Regions from separate parts of the Homo sapiens genome. Here region 1 is linked to region 2. Evidence: chromatin loops called from intact Hi-C (ENCODE). Cell type or tissue: GM12878. All regions are shown on one strand. Each heading gives the region's core, and the rest is flanking DNA. Links, peaks and the distances in the headings are about the cores only. Region 1 holds the start of RORB (RAR related orphan receptor B). Region 2 overlaps TRPM6 (transient receptor potential cation channel subfamily M member 6).

Region 1 (8,340 bases), core at 46-8,045, 250 kb after region 2:
CGCAGCACTGCTCTTCTGCTTGCTACTCCAGCGAAGGGACATGCCTGCTGGCCAGGACGCTTAGTGGGCCTCGTAACCTGGCGAGTGTGTGCCCGCGCGTGTCCACCCTGCCCCCGGCCGGTGCGCCCCGCGCGCCCAAACCCGGCCGGCGACCACTGCGCGCCGGGCGCTTCCAAACTGCTCCTGTCCAGAGGCATCCCTCTTTCGGCTTTCTCCATCCCGCGTCCGCTTCCGCACCCGAGAGCGACAAGCAAAAAAGATTCAGTGCAACTCAAGGACTGGTAAGAACCAACTAGCCTGTCTCCCCTCTCCAAAAAAGCGCCCTCCCGCGTCCCTCCAGAACTCCCGAAAGACATCAACACCTTCCCGCAACTTTCTACGCCCAGGCCATTTGCAGCCCCACCTGCGAGAGCGAATTCGGGGAACTGCGCCTGGGCAACCTCTTTCCCTTTCTGCTGGGTGCCCTCCCCTCCCCCATCTCCCCGTCTGGCTGGAGTTGGCCGGACTCGGGGAGCCTCGGTGCCCGCAGACTCGCTTACCTCGCATGGTGTGGCCGCTCTCCCGCTCCGCGTAGTCATGAAGCTGCTCCCAGCCCGAACCCCGGAGAGCCCAAAAATCCCGCTCAGCACGAGTGAAGAAGGTGGTCGGCGAAGAGCTGCTCTGCCGAGAAAACCATCCCTTTAGGCGGACGCCGTGGCTGCAGGGTGACGTTTGCCGCCGCCGCCGCTATGTTAACAGTTTTGATGTTGGTGGTGACTGTTTTGATGATTGTTTGTTTGTTTGTTTGTTTTCAGGAAGGGTGAAAAAAAAATGTTCTGGCTGTCTGGTGCCTGGGTTTTGTTTTGGTTTTGTTTTTCTTTTTCTTTCTCTCCAATGTGCTTGCTTTTTAAAAAATGCCACCGCCTCCGGCTCAGAAGATTTCTTTTGTGATCACTTGGACTGAGGAGGAGGAGGAAGGGCAGCAGCAGGAGGAGGAGTTGGTGGTGGTTTTGTTAGTTACAAAGAAGAGGGAGAAGGAACAAGGGGGAAAAAAGGAAACAGAAAGAAAAGAAAGAAAGGCGGTGTGGATGGCAGAGCATGTGCGTTTTCACATGACATCTGTGCCTGTTAGCGGATCCACAATGTGAATTTTCACTGTTCAGTTACAGGGAGGAAGGGAGCAGCGAGAGAGAAAGAGAGGGGAGAGATGGAGAGAGAGCGCTGAGAGGGGCTTATACGCGAGGGCGGGCTTGGCCGCGACTTCCAGGCCCCGCCTGCTGTCAGCGCAGCCGCCAATCAGAGCCCAGCAGCGCCTGGAGAGGCTGGGACCGCGGGGAGGGGACGTGGTGGAGGCGGGGGGTGGGGCGGGGGCTGGGGACCAGGGAGTCCGAGGTGGCCGGGGCTGCGACGGGGAATTCGAGACTGTCCGAACTGGGCAGAGAAGAAGGGCCGACCGGGAGAGTCGGGCAGATCCGCAGGTGACAGGCACTTCCGACTCCAGCAGAGAAGGGGACACTGATCACGGAAAACCTTCGGAGGCAAGAGACGCGGGGCTCCCCGGGTTTCACGTTCGGTCCCTGTCTCGCAACCCCCGCGGGCCCGGCAGAGTTAGTTTTGAATTTATGGCAGCGCTTTGCCGAGCGCTATTTGGGTAAACTTCGGTCTCCGGCGGGGGTTTCCGTGGGCAGGTGGTTTGGGTGTTGGTGGTAGAATAATGCAAACCCACTTTCATCACTTTTAGCACAACTAAAATGCAGTCCCATGGAAGTAGCTGTCCCCTTCCTTTAAAAACGTCCGTCAGATGCTCCCTGACCCTCTTCTAAAAAAAAAAAAAAAAGAAAGAAAGAAAGAAAAAAACGTGTATATGTTCTTTTGTCTGGGAAATTGATTTTTATTAGCATTTGGAGACTCCCCTGGCGATGGACTACAGGACTGAAGGAGAACAGCTCAAATTGGCGGTGTAGCCACCTTACTAATTCAAGAGAAATGGCTGTTGCTAGAAGGTGTGATTGCAGGGTGCTCTTTAGAAAGGTTTTAGAAGGAAGACATTGTTAACTTTAGTTAGAGGCGATTGGTAACTGAACATAGATAAACTTACTTGTATTCCTTAGGTGAAAATTGTCATCTATGACCATTTATTTGTATTTTGATAAAAATCTAATACATATATCCAAACTGTTCCTTTGCAAGTTTTTCCAACTCAGTTGACAAAATAAGCATATAGATGATTACATCTACTTCCTTCCCAATAGTAGGGAACTTCTTAAATACTTGAGTTAATTGAACACCCTAAAAGATTGGGAGGTGAAAATATTTGCCTCATTCACTCAGTCTTGAGGCTGGGAGATGTCTACTCATTAGCATACCTGTTGGCACAGCAGGCCTCATCATCATTTAAGTATCCAAATAATTTGATTTTTGACTGGTATTTATTCATGATATGTCATGTAACACAAAGTACAATGTAGAATTGGCAGTTATTTAGTTAATTAGGTCGCTCTACACTGCCAAGTAGTTTTTTCCTTCCTGATTAAATGAAAAATGAATTATCTGCTGAATTTTCACCAGTATTAAATTGACGTAGCCCTGCTATATGCCATCCCATTTGCAAACCAATGTGTAATTTAGGAAAATTTTAGTATTAAGAGTGAAAGTTGATTGAGTCATTAATTAAATGAAATGAACAAAAGGAAGTTACTGTTTAGAATAGTTATTCCTTTATAAATATCTTTCTCCTAGATTTGTAATTGACACAGTAGTTAATCTTTTAAGATAATATTTAAGGCTCCCTGGTTTTATCATTTTTAATCAAGTAAAATATATTCATCATAACTATGTTAAAGCTGTACAAAGTTATGCCTAATTTAGTTGCTTCATTAAAAATTACTGAATATAAAATAGTCAAGAAACAAATTGTGACTATATCATTTTAATTTTGTTGCTTCAAGCAGAGACACAAGAATATTGAAAATTCCAAAGGCTTTGTAAACATTGTCTAATTATTATTGTTGTTGTTATCATTTTAGATTTCTATTTCTCTTTAGAGTGAACAGGAATTTCAAAATCCAAAAATTTAAACATTTATGTAATTTTAACTTTCTAAACATTTATTGAATTCTGAATTTTTTTTTAATGCTGCAATATCTGTAATCCTTGAAAAAGGTAGTCAACACGTGTATAAAAAGTATTTACCCCCCCATACATTTTTATATTCTCTTTATTTTGTGGTTTCAGCAAGGCATAATTTTGCTTAGAACATATTTCTTAATTCCTTCTGAGTATTTTTGGAGAAATTATTAATTAGAAGACTATATTATTTCATTTTTCAAAACTATGTATATAATCTCTATATATGGTGATACAAAAGTATGTATTTTCTCTTTAAATGCTAATCATTGGTTATAATGTGGCGGCCTGGGACATTTTGGATCTTTCTAAAAATTTAAAAACTGGTTTGTTGAATATTTCTAATAATTTTCACATTTATTTCACTGAATGGAGCCCATTTATTTAAAATAAATATTAAGAATTTGAATGAAAGAAGTCAGTATTTTCTAAGAACTCACAAAGCACATATATATAATCTGATGGTTTTGTAACCTATCTGCCAGCAAATAATCATATTTCAAGTGGCATAATAATAATACATTACTGTAATGTCCTAGCTCATATGAAGTACGGTATCAGTAATTTTATTTGAATGATTATGTCTGGTTTCCTATAAGCTTGAAACTCTGCTTTTCACTCTGGGCCTGAAGGATTTTCTAAGTTGACAGTTGCATGTTGATTAATTTAAATGACAATCAGTCACATAGCACTGTCCTCAATCTCAAGAATTGACATCAGATTCCACTTAGGCTTGCCTGCTTACCTGTTTTTCTGACACATTAGCACCCCTCAGGTTGAGCTGTACCACAGAATAGGAATGACAACAAATATCCTGAAAGAGGCAAAGTTTTAATATAAGCCAACCAGGTAGGGTGACCATGGCATTTAGGATTATTTCAATCCTAAAAGGCTTAAACAGGAAGTCATAGTTCATGTTATTCTGAGCTGATAAGTCAGAATATTCACTGGTCAGGGAATATTTTAAATAATTAAGACTCTTGAATGGACATTAGCAATACTGATAACAATGTTACTTTTAGGAATGACTGAAAGATTGGTTATGTTTAACTCTATTTAGGGAGCTGTGTGGCTGTGAAAATTGGGAAAGAGATATAAAGCTGCTATTAAATATTAGAAAAGCCAGAAAAATGTAAGAACTTTTAACATTCAAACCTTTTACAAGTGGGAAGGGAAGTACTGAGTTCCCTGTTGCTGAAGGCATCCAAAAAAGGGTTGAATGAAAGGTTCTGTTAGAGATGCTCTAGTATACAGATTTCTATACTAGGGTAGAAATTGTCTAGATTACCTCCAAGATCCTCTGTAGCTCTAAGTGTACAGTTGGCCTTTATGTCCATGGGTTCCACAACTGTGGATTCAACCAAGAGCAGAGCAAAAATAAATTGTGTCTGTACTGAACATGTACAGATATTTTTCTTGTCATTGTTCCCTAAACAATACAGTATAATAATTATTTATATAGTGTTGACATTGGCATTATAAGTAATCTAGAGATGATGCAAAGTATATAGGAAGATGTGCATAGGTTACATGCAAATACTACACACCATTTTATAGCAGAAACTTGAATATCTGTGGGTTTTGGTATCGGTGGGAGGTCCTGGAACCAATCCCCCGTGCATACCAAGGGATGCCTGCATTCACATGGACTAAAGGTTGCTACCACTGCCCCAGCAGGCATCAGAGCCACATTTCCTACCTGAGAATGCAAAATTCATGACAACAGGAGCCAGGATTTCCCTAGAGTTTGTAAGAGCTCCTGGTACTTTATGGGTGCTTGATCATTATTGGTGGAGTGAATGCTTTCTAACCTTTCAGCCACTGAATATGAATCACAAATGGAGTGAAGACCTGAATAAGATCCTTCTTTCTCAGTTTCTATTGAATGGGAAGAGGAGAGTGGGGAGAATCTGCATTTTAAACTCTCCTAATTTGGGGAAGCAAAAAATAATGGTTGAGATTGGTTATATAGTCATAAAAGGAAGCTAAAATTTAGTTATTTTCATATTTATTACTATTCTTAATTAATTTATTTATTCTTTGAAAGGAAGTCTCGCTGGAGGCTGGAGTGCAGTGGCACAGTCTCAGCTCACTGCAGCCTCTACCTCTTGGGTTCAAGTGATTCTCCTGCCTCAGCCTCCTGAGTAGCTGGGATTACAGGTGACCACCACCATGCTTGGCTAATTTTTGTATTTTAGTAGAGACGGGGTTTCACCATGTTGGCCACACTGTTCTCAAACTCCTGACCTCAAGTGATCTGCCTGCCTCAGCCTCCGAAAGTGCTGAGATGACAGACGTGAGCCACCACACCCAGCCCTATTCTCAATTTTATTCCCAGGTACTGAGTCTTCTTCATAATCTTTGAGTTCTTTAAGTTCTGCTTCATTTTAAAGTGTAGATGCAAGTTCAATAAGTTTTCAAAATAAAAAAAAGAAAGCAAATATTAAAATAGAGCATGTAATTTTGAAATAAATTGGAAAAGGTGATAAGGGCCAAAGCATGAATTAACCCCAGTATGTGGGAGAGGTAAGGCTAGCTTTGGAACAAAGACAAAACATACAGGTCAGAAAAAACAAGAGCCAACATTTATTGGATGAATCACATGATTTCTCAACCTATCTAATTTCTATTTCTTACAAGAGTCTACATGTTATACATTATATCTCTTCCTCCTCCCCATCTTTTAAAAAATTATTTTATGGCTAAAAGAACAGAGGCTTAAAAAAGTTAACTCACCTAAGATCACAAATCGTAAAATGCTGGATCCAAGATTCAAACCCAGGTGTAGCCACTAAAACGTGTTTCGTGAGTGCAGGAACTTTCTTCATTTTATTTTATTTTTTCAGTGCTCAATCCACAGAATCTAGAGTCTCTTGCCTGATAAATAGTAGATGTTTAAAATACACTTGTGAATAAATAAATGGACATTTAAACCCTCGTCCACCACACAGTATTACATATGTACATTCTCATCACTAAATGACATTAAATAAAGAAGAGTGAATTTTGACTTTAAAAATAAAAGGACATTGTGAAAAATTTATGAAACAGTAATGGCCTAATTTGGTCCACCATGGAGTTTAGGAAAATACTTCTGCAATAAATATTTCAGGTTGTAAATAATGTAAGGCTGAATTAAATTGGCACCAGGAAAAAGGGGGAAAAATGAAAAGGTTGGTTGCACGACACATTTTGCAGGCAGAAGCTATGACATCTAATGCATGATTAGACCAGTGGTGCTGATGGGCAGAGTGTTGGGTAATGGGAGGGAGAAGTCAAACCAAAGCTTCACCAGTAGGAGGCTTATAGAATGCCTATCCCAATAATCTAATAAGTATATAAGGAAGGAAGAGCAGATTCTTGTTTAAATAGGGGAAAATGTTGACATTAATTTTCAATTTTGCATATCAGTGACAATGTACAGCAGCTAGTTGGCTATAGATAGAACTGGAGATTTGGGAATTGGTTAGAGGTGAAAGTAAAGATTTATGACATTCAGGCCAGGAGTGTTGGTTTTCGCCTGTAATCCAGCACATTGGGAGGCCGAGGCGGGTGGATCACTTGAGGCCGGGAGTTCAAGACCAGCCTGGCCAATGTGGTGAAACCCCGTCTCTACCAAAAATACAAAAATTAGCCAGGTGTGGTGGGGGGCATCTGCAATCCTGGCTACTTGGGAGGCTGAAGTGGAGGTTGCAGTGAGCTGAGGTTGCACTACTGCACTCCAGGTGACAGAGCGAGACTCTGTCTCAAAAAATTTATGACATTCAGAAACACCAAGGAGAATAGAGCCAATATTAGATTTAAATGTGAACAAATAAGTACATAAAATAATAGAATTACATTTTTGTGTATATTTATATGATATTTTAAATAGGGACAAACTTGTCTGCATCAGGAAACCCAGACACCATAAGGTTAGGTATATTTTCCTATACACAAAGTAAGTATTTTAAATGGCAAAGACCCCAAAACAAAATCAATAGGCTGGAGAAAATATTTGCTGCCCATGTGACAGATGAAAGATTAGTAGCCTTCATAACAAATGTATGCAAACTTACAAATTGATAAACATTAGATTTTAAAAAACCCTAAAAGTGAAGTTGGTAGAGAAGAAAGGGAAGATAATTTAGTGGCTAATTTCTTTTTTTTTTTACTTTATGGTTTTTGATACAGGTGAATAATTTCTTCTTCATGTTTACAGCTCTGTAAATAAGGTTGAGAAGTTCCTTTCCAGATCAACTGACAAGGCTTTAGGATAATTTCTTGTATATTTCTTAAAATATGAATTAAAATGCAAAAGTAATATTTTATATAACTTCACTATTCTTGCTGATAGTCTTTAAAATTTATCTTGAATTGGCTACTTTTCTATACCTTCACTGCCTTATCAATCTAAGCTACTGTTCCTCTCCTGCCTAGATGGGTATAATATTCTTAGAATATTTTCTCTATCTCTATTCTTGCCTCTCACCCCATTAATTTCCCAACTGGCATTAGAACTTTTAAAATCAGATAATAAACATTGCCCTGCTAAAACACATTAGTGTCTTCCTATTGCATTTAGAAAATAACCCATACTCCTTACCGTGGCTTAGAAGTAGGGTGCATACATATTATAGTTTGCCCTGAAACCCTGCATAATTATTAAAAGTGTCCCTTTCATTTTTGAATGTGTTCCTGTTCGGGCAGTGCATAATAGAATTATCCTGTTGATTATAAAGCTCTGCTGGCTTAAATGTTACGGTCTCAGAGAAATCGTCTCTCATAATACCACCTAAGAGTTTATAATTCTTTATCAAAAAATCTCTGTTTTCTTTATAGTGTATATCAGAATTTATGATTATTTGTTTGTTTTCTTTTATTATCTAATGAAGGAACTCAATTAATTTATAATTAATATTATTAATAGCTGCAGGAGGCAGTAACCACTTCTTGTATTTTGAATTATATTATCAGTGCCTCGAATGATGTCTGACAGGTAGCACATGCTTAGTAAGTTTGTTCAGTGAATTGATAACTTTGACTAATTGCCACAAATAAATTGATATAAGTAATAATTCTTTCTTTTTGAAAACTTGGTTCACATATTTGCTAAGATATCTCCAGATCTCATTATGGCCACACTAAAAAAATGCATGAAATATTGTTTTTCCTTTCAAGGCAACTGACATATAGTGATGATTAAATGTATTGGTTTGGGAGTAAATAAAACAGGACAACAACAAAAACAAACAA
Region 2 (8,321 bases), core at 322-8,321:
GATCATCAAGTATTATGTGCTGTACATAGTTGTATGTACTATATTTTTATATGACTGGCAGCACAGTAGGCTTACTTACACCAGCATAATTACAAACACATAAGTAATGCATTGCGCTGTGACATTATGATGGCTAAGACATCACTAGGTGTTGGGAATTTTTCAGCTCTGTTATAATCTATGGGACCATTGTAATATATGCTGTCTGTTGTTGACCAAAACATCATTAGGCAGTACATGACTGTATATGTATTTCACATGTATATAAAATATATACTTTGTGTTGTTACTGTTCCATGTGCTGTTTCCTTTTTTTGATAACTGTAAGATTTAAGGCAGCATTATCTAAACAACTTCATTTTTTTTTCAAACAGGCTGAAAAGTTCAATTGGAGTTGACAGTAAGTTTTTCTGTTTAAACATTTTATTTTTTATTTTTTCATCTTTTTAATGCGAGGTTCACTGTCCTGCTGATATTTTTGTCATTCTTGAAATTGTATTTATGATTTTTGTCCATCATGCAATGTAGAAAGTTCAGTAGAAGAGTAGAAAGTTGAATATCTTTCTTCAGACAAATTGGGATTGATGTCTGGTTTAAAACTTTTTGAATGACTGTTTCTGACTGTTATTTCTCCATTTTCTGTGTGAATGAGAGTATAACCACTGAGCTCATTTTGCTCACCAACTCTTACTGTCCTTTTGTTTTTTCACACATTACTCATTAAGAGCCATTTATAAGATTGTTATATGGGTGCCTTTTCCTGTAGGGTTTTAGTAAGATCTGGGGCCCCAAATGGCTAAATAGGATTAGGTCATGTGAGACAGCTCCCTGGTAAAGCCACTATAATTACTCTCAAACTTGACTACAATTTACAAACTCCTTTCCATATTCTTGACTCCTTGATGTAAAGGCACCTTCATCTTCTGTGTTCTTGTTCCATCACACTTTCTTGGGTTTCCAGTACTCCCCCACCTCCTTTGCAGTTGATTCCTTCTCCTCAGCCTACTAACAAATTTAGGTTGTTTCTATACAAAGGAAACAAATAGTCTTTTTCTTGATTTACCTAGCTTTCAAGCTACCACTCCAACCCTTCACCTCCAAATTAATTGAAAGAGCAATTAACATTTGATCTTTAGCCCATGGGGTGTGCCCCATCACTTTTCTGAAACTCCACTACAACTGCTAACTCACTTGACTCTTCTCAGTTCTTGTTGAACTCATGGCATTTGATATTGGCCATTTTTCCTTCATGGCACCCTCTCTTTTCTATGTTTCCTTGAGGCTCTTCTTCTTTGGCTGTTCTACTTCTTTGTCGACTTATTTTGGTCTTTCTGAGAGCCTCTTGTTCCTTCGTGCAAGCTGGAAATCTTAAGTCATTTACAATCTCCTTCCCACCCCATTGCTCTTAGCTATTAACCTTGCCTTCTAACTCCGTCCCTCCCCCGCCACTCCCCACCCCCTCATCTTCAGAGTGATCTGTTTGGTCTACCCTACTGCTCCTGCCTTAAAGCCACCATTATTTATTTTCCAAAACAGAAGTGTATGCTTTCGTTTGCCCTTGAGTTTGTCTTAGTCTGATTGGTTTGTCTCCTTTTAAACTTTCCTATGTTTCTATCAGAATTATCTTTATGAATGCTAAATCATCACTCAGGTAGAAGCCTTCAATGGCTCCCTGTTACCCAAAGGTAGACTGCAAACCCCTGAGTTTTTCCTCAATGCTCTTGAAAGCTGGATCTCAATTCAAATTTCCAGGCCCATAGGCATGATCCCTTTCATTCATTATTTCTGCCTTGCAGAATATGACTGACCACATAGTAACATCTCCATGTGGAGGTCTAAAAGGTGTCTCAAACAAAATGTTCCAGCACTGTCCTCTCTCATCTCAGGAAATGGCAACTCTATCCTCCCAGTTCCTCAGGCCAAAGTCTTGGAATACTTGTCTTCCATTTTTTCACATCCCTACATCCCATCTATCAGTAAATCTTTCAAAATATATCAAGACTCTGATAATGTTTTGCCATTTCCACATAACACCATTTTTTTTTTTTTTGAGATGGAGTCTCACTTTGTCGCCCAGGCTGCAGTGCAGTGGCGCGATCTCAGCTCACTGCAAGCTCTGCCTCCTGGGTTCATGCCATTCTCCTGCCTCAGCCTCCCGAGTAGCTGGGACTACAGGAACCCACCACGCCCGGCTAATTTTTTGTATCTTTAGTGGAGATGGGGTTTCACCGTGTTAGCCAGGATGGTCTCAATCTTCTGACCTCGTGATCTGCTCGCCTCGGCCTCCCAAAGTTTTGGGATTACAGGCGTGGGCCCCCGCGCCTGGCCATAATACCATTTTTAAGCAGTTGTAATCTCTTCCTTGGATTATAGTATGGCCTCCAAACTATTGTTCTCTAGTAGTCTTTTTTCCAGAAACAGCCAGAATAATCCTTTTAAACTGAAAGTTGAACTGAGTCACTCTTGCTCAAATGGCATTCCTCCTCACTTTGCAAAAGCAAAGTCCAAACAGAGTCTACAATACTCTGTTCTGCTTTCCAGCCACCCCTCAACCTCATTTCTGTCAGTGCATTTCACTGTGGCTACACTCTCCTTAAACATGACAAGCATGGACCTGCCCCAGGGCATTCACACTTGCTGTTACTTATCACTGGAATACTCTTCATTTATACATATTGCTGCCCCTCTCTTCCTTCAACTCTGTGCTCAAATTTCACCTTATGAGAGAGGCTTTGCCTAACCACCCTATATAAAACAGCAACTTTCCTTTCCCCATGCTTTCTAACTCTCTTAAGTTGATGCATACACACACACACACACACACACGCACACACACACACACTATACTATATGCACTATATATTTATTTTCTATTTCCTTTTACTAGAATGGAACTAGAGACTTTATCTGTTTTGATTACTGCTCTTCCTCTTGAGCATAGACCAGTGCCTGGCACATAGTAGGTACTCAATAAATGTATATTGAATAAATACCAATGTGGTCTCACAGCTCCTTAAGCAGTGAAGCCAGGACTGAAACTCAGTTTTATCAGACTCAGATGCCCATACACTTTAAGCATTTCACACTGTTTATGAAGGCCCTACCTTCCAGGTGGAATTAATGTGTTCCATAAACCTCTGTATATACCTTTATTACGTATATTACTTTAACTGTATTGTGATTATAGTTACCTGTCTCTCTCTCCTAATACATTTGCTTTTCGGTAGGGTGGGAACCACACCTTACCCATATCTCTCATGCCTAGTATGATCCATAGTGGGAGAGGAATACTTTTTGTTTTTATTGATGACTTCAGAAAGAAACAGTCTTTTCTGCTGATCTTACTTTTTGCCAACACTCCCTAAAGGAAGTGATTCTCGTTCCTTTCCTTATCCAGCAACAAAAACCCAGAGAGATCTGCGAAATTGGGCTCATTATGCTGCTTACTCTGCGAGGTATAAAACAGTTGCCATCATGAGACCAAAGTTCTCCACTTTAATTTTGATTTTATGAAATAGCAAAACTGTTGCAAGGGATTTCTCTAGAGCCTTGTAATTTAGGACTGGAGCAGACAGAAGAGAATGAGTTAAACTTGGAAGAGGTGTTCCCAACACATAGTCCTTGTATAACCAAACAAATCTCTTGGTGCTATATTATCCACCCTCTTCTTTGTTTCCAGTATATAGCTTTTAATGTGTTTTCAGCATTTTGTTGTTATTTTAGGTCAGTGAAGTAGTCTGTTAATAACTTGGTATTAATACTGTCTTTCTACGGGCACTGCATCTTGGTAGGGAGCTCAGAGAATCATGCTTCTGGGATGTCGTGAAGTATGATGGGCAGCTGAGTGCCTTCTGCAACCCAGAGGTGTAATTGATTCAGAGGAAATACATCTTTGAGGCTAATATTACCTGCCTTTCTTCAATTCCCTATATAAATATGTTTGGAGATATTACATTGATGATTGGAAGCTGTCAGGATACCATGCGCAATACTGTGGTTAAAAAATATTAGGCAAGCTTTTTCGAATACTGAGAAGCCATTCTGATTAACCTGTTCAATAATAACTTTGAAGGCAATATATTCATAAACATGTATTTATCTCCAGCCATGTAATTAAAATGCCAATCTCCTCTCTAATTTCAGAGATCTCAGCCTCCTTAAAAAGCCCTCAAGAGCCTCACCATCATTATTCAGGTAGGATGCATATGCACATAGACATGTCAGCTGAGCTAAATGTCTGTGCTTCTGCATTTGTAAACAGAAACACTGACAAATTCTGTGTTACTGACATGGCTCGCGACTTGAAAAGTTATTGTTCACTTTGATGGGAAGAACATTCCAATTTCTAACTTTGCCATTGACTTGGGAAAACAAGTTTTCAGAATTTAAGAGAATTTGCATTTTTGCAAAATGTTTGCATTCTCAAGTTCCAGATTGCAAAGTAGAAAGATGACCTTGAAATCTAAAAATTCTTTGCACGCTCAAAGCAGCCCCAAGCCAGAGATCTCAATGTTTTGGACTGGGGAAAAGGCAGACCTGAAAGTAGTTCCTTGAGGGAGGGTTTTGTACCCTCAATGGGGCCTCAGTGAGTATGATCACTGAATGAAGGCCAACCCCACAAAGTGAGTTCAACAAAGATGTTATTAAACAAAGATGTCAAGGGTCTTGACTCTCTTAAGCAACATCACTTCACAGTGCTTCAGTTGTCTTTCTTTCAAAGTGGGAATAATTGTACTTGCCCTTCCTGAGGAACAGTCTGCCAAAGGGCTAGTTGAGAATTAAGAGGAAAACACTTTGAAATGCAAAGCAATATAAAAACCAACTGGACTTGTGCCATTGGATGGTTTCTTGGGAGTCATTGCTCTCAGCATTGGATGAGATAATACATGGGCAAGCCTTTTACAAATCTAAAGCTCAATACATGAGTAAGAGCTTATTGGTGCGATAATTACTGTTATAATTATATAAGGTTGTTTGTTCAGGGTCTAGTAATAGATTGCCTTATCCTGAATTCTCCTTTGTAGTGAATAGAGTTGCAGTGGATTCCAGACTCCTCAACCCAGGCTCTTACAACTGAGTCTTTCAGCTCGGCAGTAATCTATTATTTTGACTCCAGCTGTCAACTTAAGAAAGTCTCTAGTGAGGAATACTGTAACTCATATTGACTCTGATCTGTTAGGCTATAGCTCTTAACAGGAAAATGCAGATCACTCGCTTCTAATTAAAATCGGTCTTCGGCTCTCTCTGGAAAAAGAAGATGAACTGTGCAAAGTGAACAGTAGGTGTCCCCACAGCCCACCGTGCTTTGGATTTGCTTCGGAAAGGAAAACCAAAGTCCACGGATTAAAATGCCATTTAAAAGAAAGTTCCACATATGTATGGATTAGTATGTGATTTGGTATTCAGGAGAGTGGAGGTGATAGTCCTACCTCAGACCATGTGACATAATCTCATATTAAATGCCTCTAAAATTGGGATTTCTTTCCTGTTTAAGGCATAGTTTATTTTTAAGACTGTATTATAGATTATATTTTTGATAATGGCAAAAATAAGAGGTCTTTGAAATTAAATAGCATTATATGAATATATTGATGTGGAGAGGCTTTCTGTAAATTCAGCCACTGATGCATACTTAAAATAGAAAATCTGTTTTTGTTTGCAGCCATTGAAAGGAATAATTTAATGAGGCTTTCTCAGACCATACCATTTACACCAGTCCAACTGTTTGGTGAGTAGCATTTCTACCTTCTTGAGTTTATGCCAGGACAGAGGCATAAAATCTGAGTGAATCAAAGGAAACCACATTGCATTATTTTAGTTGAAAATTTTGTTTTGTTGATAGTTGTAGTTTAGTGAGATTCATTTCCTAAAATGGAAATTCTTGTTAACTGTCATGGCCAGCATTCAGGGACAAAAGCTAATACTATGGGAATAAGACCTATAATGAGCAGCAGTTGGGAAGAAAGCAATAATATTGCACCTGGCATTCACTGACTCAAGGCTGGAAGTAAGTAGGAAAGAAAAGAACAAACCAACCATTTATAATAAGCACAGGAGAAAGCGATAAATGTCAATATGGTGAAAGCCAACAGGCATCTGAAGAGAAATGCTTTGTGTATTGTTTTTTGTTTATTTTGTTTTGTGTACACTAATTGCTCTTATCTCAGACTGCAAATGTCATTTTAAAAGTCTGGAGTAGTAAAGAAAAACAATCTCACCCTGGCTAAAGCTATCAAAATTTCTCTGTCTGGCAGGATAAGACATGAGCAAGTTGACAATATAGCAAGGGTCCCCAAAGTGTCCTTGATCTTGATTCTTCTCACACTGTTCACATGGGGGCAGACCAGGTTGGCTTCTGATTGTTTTTATTTATTTATTTTTATTTTTATTTTTTTTTTGAGATGGAGTTTCACTCTCGTTGCCCAGGCTGGAGTGCAATGGCGGGATCTTGGCTCACTCTAACCTCTGCCTCCTGGGTTCAAGTGATTCTCCTGCCTCAGCCTCTCATGCAGCTGGGATTACAGGCGTGCACCACCACGCCCAGCTAATTTTTGTATTTTTAGTAGAGATGGGGTTTCACCATGTTACTAAGGCTGGTCTCAAACTCCTAACCTCAGGTGATCTACCCGCCCCAGACTCCCAAAGTGCTGGGATTACAGAATCACCGCACCGGCCTGGCTTCTGATTGTTAATGCAGATGCCTTCCCCTTCCATTTGGCCCCATGGCTGGCTTTGCAAATCAATAGCTCTGCTCTAAAGCCTCTAGGGATTTAGAACTCCAAAGAGATCTTCAGTGGCATTTATCTGGGCACCAAGAATAAATATTTGAAAGGTTTGAAAAGTTGTTACTGAGCATTACCTAGATGTGTTTATTGGTGAGGAATTAGATGCAAGAGGGAGAGAATGGATTCCTTTCTTGGTAAACCAGTACCGTGTTCATATATATATATATGCTTCTATATATATATAGAAGCAAAGGTGTAAGGGGGAAATGAAACACCAGCTGGGGCTGGACAGAAGTTGTATATAGATTATGTTGCTCTGTTAAGAAACATTAAACACTGACTTGGTAGTGTTTAGGTTCAACAGGAATTTTTCCCTCTTCAACAGCCTAAAAGTGGAAGCTATGTAGCAGTTAAGTAGTATTTTGTGTCTAAAATCCTTTAAGTGGGATTGAGTTTGTATCTGAGGTTGTAATTCACTTTAGACATGTTAGCCTATTTAACCTTTACAACAGCCCAATGAGAACAGTATTTTCATCCCCATTTTTCTGATGGGGAAATTGAGGCTTTAAGTAACTCGTCCAAAGGCACAAGGGAAGGAAGGAGAGGCTCTGGGGTATGACATTGGTACTGTTTGACTCCAGCTGAGTTAAACCATGCATTTTCAATGAAGTAATATCACCCCTAGAAAAAAATAAGTTTTTTTATGATATAAAGCACAGATCTACAGAGTACACATAAACAGATATACAGAATATTTTTAATACAAGTTGAGCTTGTATTAAATTCAAGCTGAAATCCACCTGAAATCCAAAATGCTCCAAAGGCTGAAACTATTTGAGTGCTAATGTGATGCCACAAGTGGAAAACTCCCACAACTGACCTCATGTGACAGGTCAGAGTCAAGACACTGTCAAAACTTTGTTTTGTGCACAAGATTATTAAAAATATTGTATACAATTACTATGAGGCTATATGTATAAGGTGTATATGAAAAAGATGAATTTTGTGTTTGCGCTTGGGTCCCATCCCCAAGATATGTCATTATGTATATGCACATATTCCAAAAATCTGAAAAAATCTAAAATTTGAAACACTTCTGGTCCTAAGCATTTTGGATAAGGGATATGCAACCTGTATTAATAGGTTGTGAGAAGAACAATTAGAAAAGAATGTCTAATTAGGCTCCTTAGGAGGATGATAATAAGCAACACCATCAGGTTAAACCGTCTCTTTAGAAGTATTTGTCTTTAACAAAAGAAGCATATCCTTACCACTTTGTTTTTGTCCAGTTATAGTCTACAGTAAGAACAGCTTAATTCTTTTGTATCCTCTGATATTTGTCCCTTCTCCCCTTCCCCACATCTACTAGACAATAAATAACATGGAAACATGGCCAGCCTGATACATGTCCTTATTCTGTTCTGTTCCCTGCTAGTCCCATTCTCCTCTGGTCATTTGGGTAACTGAACTGATTCTGCATTGATATTTAGGATACTATTCATGTCACAGACATGGCAATCTTATTGAATTCCTAGCCTTCACTTCTCTTTGCAGCAGGAGAAGAAATAACTGTCTACAGGTTGGAGGAGAGTTCCC

Evidence for each region. Peaks named below come from ENCODE experiments on the same cell type or tissue, not always from the same donor. Only the 100,000 strongest peaks of a DNase experiment are listed, where the experiment ranks them.
Region 1: a loop joins it to region 2, with 2.3 times the contacts of the local background. A loop is called at or near these places in 1 of 110 quality-filtered maps.

The regions. Positions count from the first base shown.
Region 1 is chr9:74,490,183-74,498,522 of GRCh38, reverse strand. It overlaps RORB (RAR related orphan receptor B), which reads right to left and starts at 1,188. Exons shown (of 10, transcript NM_006914.4): 1 at 540-1,188. The coding sequence starts at 546. RORB-AS1 (RORB antisense RNA 1) reads left to right here. Exons shown (of 5, transcript NR_125791.1): 1 at 1-281. RefSeq lists silencers at 956-1,250, 1,155-1,344, 1,340-1,552. In GM12878, for the core only: no CTCF peak of the experiment used is centred there; no DNase peak of the experiment used is centred there; H3K4me3 peaks cover 1,458 bases; H3K27me3 peaks cover 148 bases.
Region 2 is chr9:74,739,968-74,748,288 of GRCh38, reverse strand. It overlaps TRPM6 (transient receptor potential cation channel subfamily M member 6), which reads left to right. Exons shown (of 39, transcript NM_017662.5): 31 at 375-400; 32 at 4,144-4,194; 33 at 5,663-5,728; 34 at 8,280-8,321. Among named protein-coding and RNA genes, the nearest start is that of TRPM6, 140 kb to the left of the region's middle. In GM12878, for the core only: a CTCF peak has its summit at 5,279; no DNase peak of the experiment used is centred there.